2 separate regions of the Homo sapiens genome follow, and region 1 is linked to region 2. A link is a contact called in ENCODE Hi-C or POLR2A ChIA-PET data. All regions are on one chromosome and are shown on one strand. The core of a region is the stretch at or near the end of the contact, and the rest is flanking DNA. Distances in the headings are between cores, read along the strand shown.

Region 1 (2,700 bases), core at 181-2,680, 160 kb before region 2:
CGCTGAAGCAATCAAACCTCCGTGGTTTCACTATGACGCCATCCCTAAACAAGTGTTTAATCTACTTTCTAACAAGCATTTCACTTCTCAAGATATTTTTCAACAAGGCCTTTAACTCATTGGGCTACTCTCGTTTCTGCTAAAAGGTGTAGTGCAAATCATAGACTTCTACCAGCACCCTTCACACCTTCCACCTCAGTCACCCCAGAGAAAGAGCAAATAAAGAGAATACGAGAGAAAGATGAGACTCAGGCTGCATCACTGGGTCTTTGTAAGTGGGTCCCCCGCCTGCCTGAGACTGGCATAGTTCCAGGTACCAGCAGCCCCAGAGCAAAAGTTCTCAGCCCAGCAGGGTTGGCTTTCTGTGTGCCAGTGGCATCTGAACTTCCTGTCCGTCTCACATCTGGGTACCCTCAAGATGGATGTGCGGGCATCAGCCAACAGCCAGGTCTTCCCCTCCCTACTGCATAGGTGGTACATTCTCCTCAGTTTCTCCTCCCTAAAGAAGGCTCAGGCTGGCCGGGAGCGATGGCTCACGCCTATAATCCCAGCACTTTGGGAGGCCGAGGCAGGTGGATCATGAGGTCAGGAGATCGAAACCATCCTGGCTAACACGGTGAAACCCTGTCTCTACTACAAATACAAAAAAAAAAAAAAAAAAAAAAATTAGCCAGGCGTGGTGGCGGGCGCCTATAGTCCCAGCTACTCGGGAGGCTGAGGCAGGTGAATGGCGTGAACCTGGGAGGCGGAGCTTGCAGTGAGCCGAGCTCACACCACTGCACTCCAGCCTGGGCGACAGAGCAAGACTCTGTCTCAGAAACGAAAAAAAAAAAAAAAAGGAGGCCGAGGCAGGCGGATCAGGAGGTCAGGAGATCGAGACCATCCTGGCTAACACGGTGAAACCCCGTCTCTACTAAAAATACAAAAAATTAGCCGGGCGTGGTGGTGGGCACCTGTAGTCCCAGCTACTCGGGAGGCTGAGGCAGGAGAATGGCGTGAACCCGAGAGGCAGAGCTTTCAGTGAGCCAAGATCGCGCCACTGCACTCCAGCCTGGGCGATAGAGCGAGACTCCGTCTCAAAAAAGAAAAAGAAGGCGGCTCAGGCTGGCCAGTGACGCTTGTGCCCCAGAAAGTTTGCCCCGCACATACCTCCTCCCTTCTCAGCGGTTTCCTGGGACTCTTCATTTTCCAAATGTTTCCTCTTTTGTCGTCGTTTCATGATATCAGCTAGAAGAGTTTCTAGAAGATGCTTAATGTCCACCTCCCACTTTTTCCTGTAGATTGGCCCTTCTTGGCTCTCAGGAAATTCATTAAAAAGATTCAGTACGAGTAAACGTAGTTGAATCTCCGAGATAGCTAAAGAACTCAGACCGCTTAGTGAAGGAGCAGCACTGCCCAGTGCCCACTACACTGCAGGGCTGTTAAGGTTCAAAGGTCACCAGGCCCATCGCAGATTCTCTGACATCAATGATGACATCACGGCGTTCTACGGACCTAGGTCCAACACAGTCTGTGCAACTGCAGAGACATCATTTTCAAAAACAATTCCTTTTTTCCAATAGAAGTCCTCTAATGAATTCAACTCTCCCGTATTTCAAATGTGGCAGAATATTTTGAGATGTTAACATGTTCTGTTTAATTTTTTTCTTTTCTTCTTTTTTTTTCACCCTTTCCCTTCTGGACTCAAGCAGGTAGCAGGCTTTGTGTTCATTGCTCAGAGGAGGGGTATGGCAGGGCTGAAAGCAGCAATAGCATGTTAATCATCTTGACTTTTCTTTCTTTTTTTTTTTTTTGTTGTTTTTATTTTGTTTTGTTTGTTCAGAGACAGGGTCTCTCTCTGTTGCCCAGGCTGGATTGCAGTGGTGTGATCATAGGGTCACTTCAGCCCCTAGGCTCAAGTGATCATCACACTTCAGCCTCCCGAGTAGCTGGGACAACAGGCACCAGACACGAGGCACCACACCCGGCTAATTTTTTTTTTTTTTTTTTTTTTTGAGAAACAGGGTCTCAGTATGTTGCCCAGGTTGGTCTTGAACTCCTAGCCTCAAGCTATCCTCCTGCCTCAGGCTCCCAAAGTGCTAGGATTGTAGGCATGAGCCACCACACCCCACCTGACTTTTATTTCTAAAATCTCAAACTCTGTAGGAAAGAGGAAAGTTAGCAGAAACATAACGGAAGCAGGATTTTTTTTAACTAGGCATGCCCCCTTCTTGCTCTACTATAGTGTTGAGAGGTACTGATTAGGTCAGAGAGAGAGAGGGATCTTCAAACTATGGAGGAGAGGAGCCCTCTAAAATGTGGCTGAAGAGGTACATGTGGCAAAAACTTCAAGAAGGGCTGCCTGTATTATGCGTACAGGCAGAATCATGGCGACCTATCTCACACATGGCATAGGAGCCACACCACCTAAAGACTCCCTGGCAGCTGAGCTGATGGGCATCTAAACTTCAGCTGTATGCTCCAATAACCAGAGACTATGCTCTCACCCCACCCTCAAAACCTCAGCCCTGTATGATTTCCAAATAGGGAGGGGTGGAAATCCAAAGAGGACATCAACAGAACCAAGGCTTAAATTACAAATTAAATGGAGTTACATAAGAAAATTGCATACTATTTCCTGCACATCTCTGCTCATGGGCTGAAATGTATACCAGTTATAAGTGGCAACCCATCTGGATCTTCCTGATTCCAATCTAAAAT
Region 2 (2,700 bases), core at 27-2,526:
ATTTTAGCATAAAGTGTATATCCAAGCCAACATAATCAAATAAGAACAAATATCAAAGTTAATTTACACAATAATTTATGAAAAAATTTACAAAATAACATGCAAAAACTAATAAAAAGATACATAGATAAATGCCAAATAACTTGGAAAAACAGAACTTAAGAGAATTACTTGAAACAAAGAATCTGCATTGTGAAATGATCTTCTCCATAGGGTTATTGCATAGATTTTGAAAGCTGTAACAATAAAAAAGTTACTAATTAATAAATAGCATAATGGTATACATGAAAATGTAATAGTTATGATTAACACAATTTTTTTTAAACAAGATTTTTTTTTCTTCTGAAAAACTGCTCTTTTTAAAACTGGGGTGAGAGTTGAAAGTGGAATTGGATAAATAAGTAATGGGATAATATGGAGAAAAAGCCAATGCCTAAAATTAGCTAAGGCATATATATTTTCACTTAACTTTTTAAAAACAGGAAATGAGTTTTTCAAAATGTGGACTGAGATTTTTTTTTGATAGTATAATATGATAAGTCTTACTGAAAATAAAAATGTTACAAGACACAAAATAATAGAAAGAGGCTTGTATTATCCCTCAAGAGATGGAAAAAGTGTTAGGATTCTCAAAAGACTGAATTCTTATTAATTGTTCATTTCAATGCAATTATTCAAATGACAGGAAACAACCAGTTAAAAAAATCAAGATTTTAAGACAGTTAACAGTCTTTTATGACCCTTTTTAAGCACAAGAAAGTTCAAAAGCAAATTAGAAAACGTGATACTTAAGTGAAGAAAGCATTGTTTGATTGTGCAATGAAACACTACCCCCAAGTGGAAATTTTACAAAGCGCAACCAGGCAGGCAAGCATTGAAAGCTGGATAAATAATTTATTGAGATCAATCATGGGTAGTTAAATAATATTGGGGTAAATTTATCTCAAACAAATCTCTACATTAGAGACCACTAAATTGACACTGACCCACTCAGCAATCCCATTATCACCAGAGCGAAATCACAGAAATTAAAATCTTAACTAGAAAATACTGGTTAGATGTCATCAAGATGGCCAACTAGAGGTGCCCAATCCTTGTCTCCTCCGCAGAGAAGAATCAAAACAACAAATAACAGCACTTCAGGTAGAATGTCTAAGAGAGAACATGAAAATTCAGCAAGGAAGTGACAAAAACCCTCTGAGGCACAGAAACTCTGCATGGCAGCTTAGAGGGGGAAGTGAAGCATCCAGATGGAATCAGCTTAGAGCTGACAGGGACTTCCCATTGTGGGCAAAAGGTTAAGTGGGGGACACCCAAGAGTCGCCATTACCATCACAAATACCTGTAATCACAGACCCTGAGCTCAGTATAGGAACCTGCCTGGAGTATACACAGCTGAATTGCTCCTGAAAAGAAACACAAGCTGAGTCCTCCCTATCCCATGAGACCCAAGCTGTTACAGTATGACACCATTTTGGTAATGGAACCACTGCTGGTGTGCATTCTGACCTGGAGGCCAATAGCCCAGACACCTCCACATCCTAGGGGTGCCATCTGCCATCATCCCACCATGCCCACACAGAAGGCTGCAGGATCATGACCCCAGCTAGTTTCAGTGGTACCACTATGACCTCAGCACCTGAGTCCATGCAGCACCCTACACTCCAAAAAAAAAAACAGACATTCAAGTACAATGGGGACGCTGCCACCAGGAAGAGAAAGGCTGACATACGCATTCCCCAGAGACTGAGAATTAGCCTGGCCAGCATCTATCACCTCAAGCAACCATGACCTATCTAGCAGTAGAGCAACCATGTGCCACATGTGCCCCATATGGACCAAGACAACTGACACCACCAGCAACCCTTCCCCCTCCCATGGAGGATCTACCATGCACCATGCTCACCCACCAGGGACAGACAACTAACCCATCTGGCAATCCCTGTTCCCAGCAAAACCATGCCACTGTCTCCACAAACCCCAAAGTCAAGGCCACTGAGGCACATACAGACACTGTTGATGTTGATTACAGCCAAAGAAATCACAAGGCAATTACACATCTGTGCCCAACCAGAAGCTAAACCAAACACCTAACCTAACTGATACATAGAGAAAAAAGTCTTTCCCTACAAAAGTTAATTCATAAAAGGGGAAGATACGACTGTTCTACTAGACACACAAATATCAATGTAGGAACAAAAGAAACATGGAAAAACAGGCCAGGTGCAGTGGCTCACGCCTGCAATCCCAGCACTTTGGGAGGCCCAGGCAGGTGGATCACTTGAGGTCAGGAGTTTGAGACCAGTATGGCCAACATGATGAAACTACATTTCTACTAAAAATAACAAAAATTAGCCAGGCGTGGTGGTGGACACCTGTAGTCCCAACTACTAAGGAGGCTGAGGCAGGAGAATTGCTTGAACCAGGAGGCAGAGGTTGCAATGAGCCGAGACCGCGCCACTGTACTCCAGCCTGGGCAACAGAGTGAGACCCTGTCTCTAGGTGGATAAATAAAGAAATAAAAATAGATACCTTTCTTTAAACACTTTTTTTAAGTTAAAAAAAAAAAAGAAACATGGAAAAACAGGGAAACACAACACCTCCAAAGAAACACAACTCTCCAGTAACAAACCTAAATAGAAGAAAATCTACGAAATTCCTGAAAGGGAATTCAAAATGATGATCTTAAGGAAATCCAGT

Evidence for each region. Hi-C counts contacts between places; a loop is a spot of excess contacts on that map. ChIA-PET counts read pairs that join two places held with the same protein, here RNA polymerase II (POLR2A). Pooled maps may share reads with other maps.
Region 1: a loop to region 2 is called in a map of K562, with 2.4 times the contacts of the local background. The contact joins the promoter of FAM170A here to the enhancer-like site in region 2. A Hi-C loop is called at or near these places in 1 of 168 maps with a recorded cell type or tissue (K562), 4 of 37 single-sample maps with no recorded cell type and 4 of 50 pooled maps. POLR2A ChIA-PET finds 5 or more read pairs at or near these places in 3 of 52 experiments (HEK293, Panc1 and activated T-cell).

What each region holds. Positions count from the first base shown.
Region 1 is chr5:119,628,288-119,630,987 of GRCh38, reverse strand. It overlaps FAM170A (family with sequence similarity 170 member A), which reads right to left and starts at 1,430. Exons shown (of 5, transcript NM_001367956.1): 1 at 1,150-1,430. The coding sequence starts at 1,219.
Region 2 is chr5:119,469,172-119,471,871 of GRCh38, reverse strand. All of the region lies in intron 2 of HSD17B4 (hydroxysteroid 17-beta dehydrogenase 4), which reads right to left. Among named protein-coding and RNA genes, the nearest start is that of HSD17B4, 18 kb to the right of the region's middle. RefSeq lists enhancers at 583-1,314, 1,315-2,046. Within about 2 kb of position 1,276, at least 2 of the 41 ENCODE cell types and tissues checked have a DNase peak (open chromatin) inside an H3K27ac peak, as active enhancers do.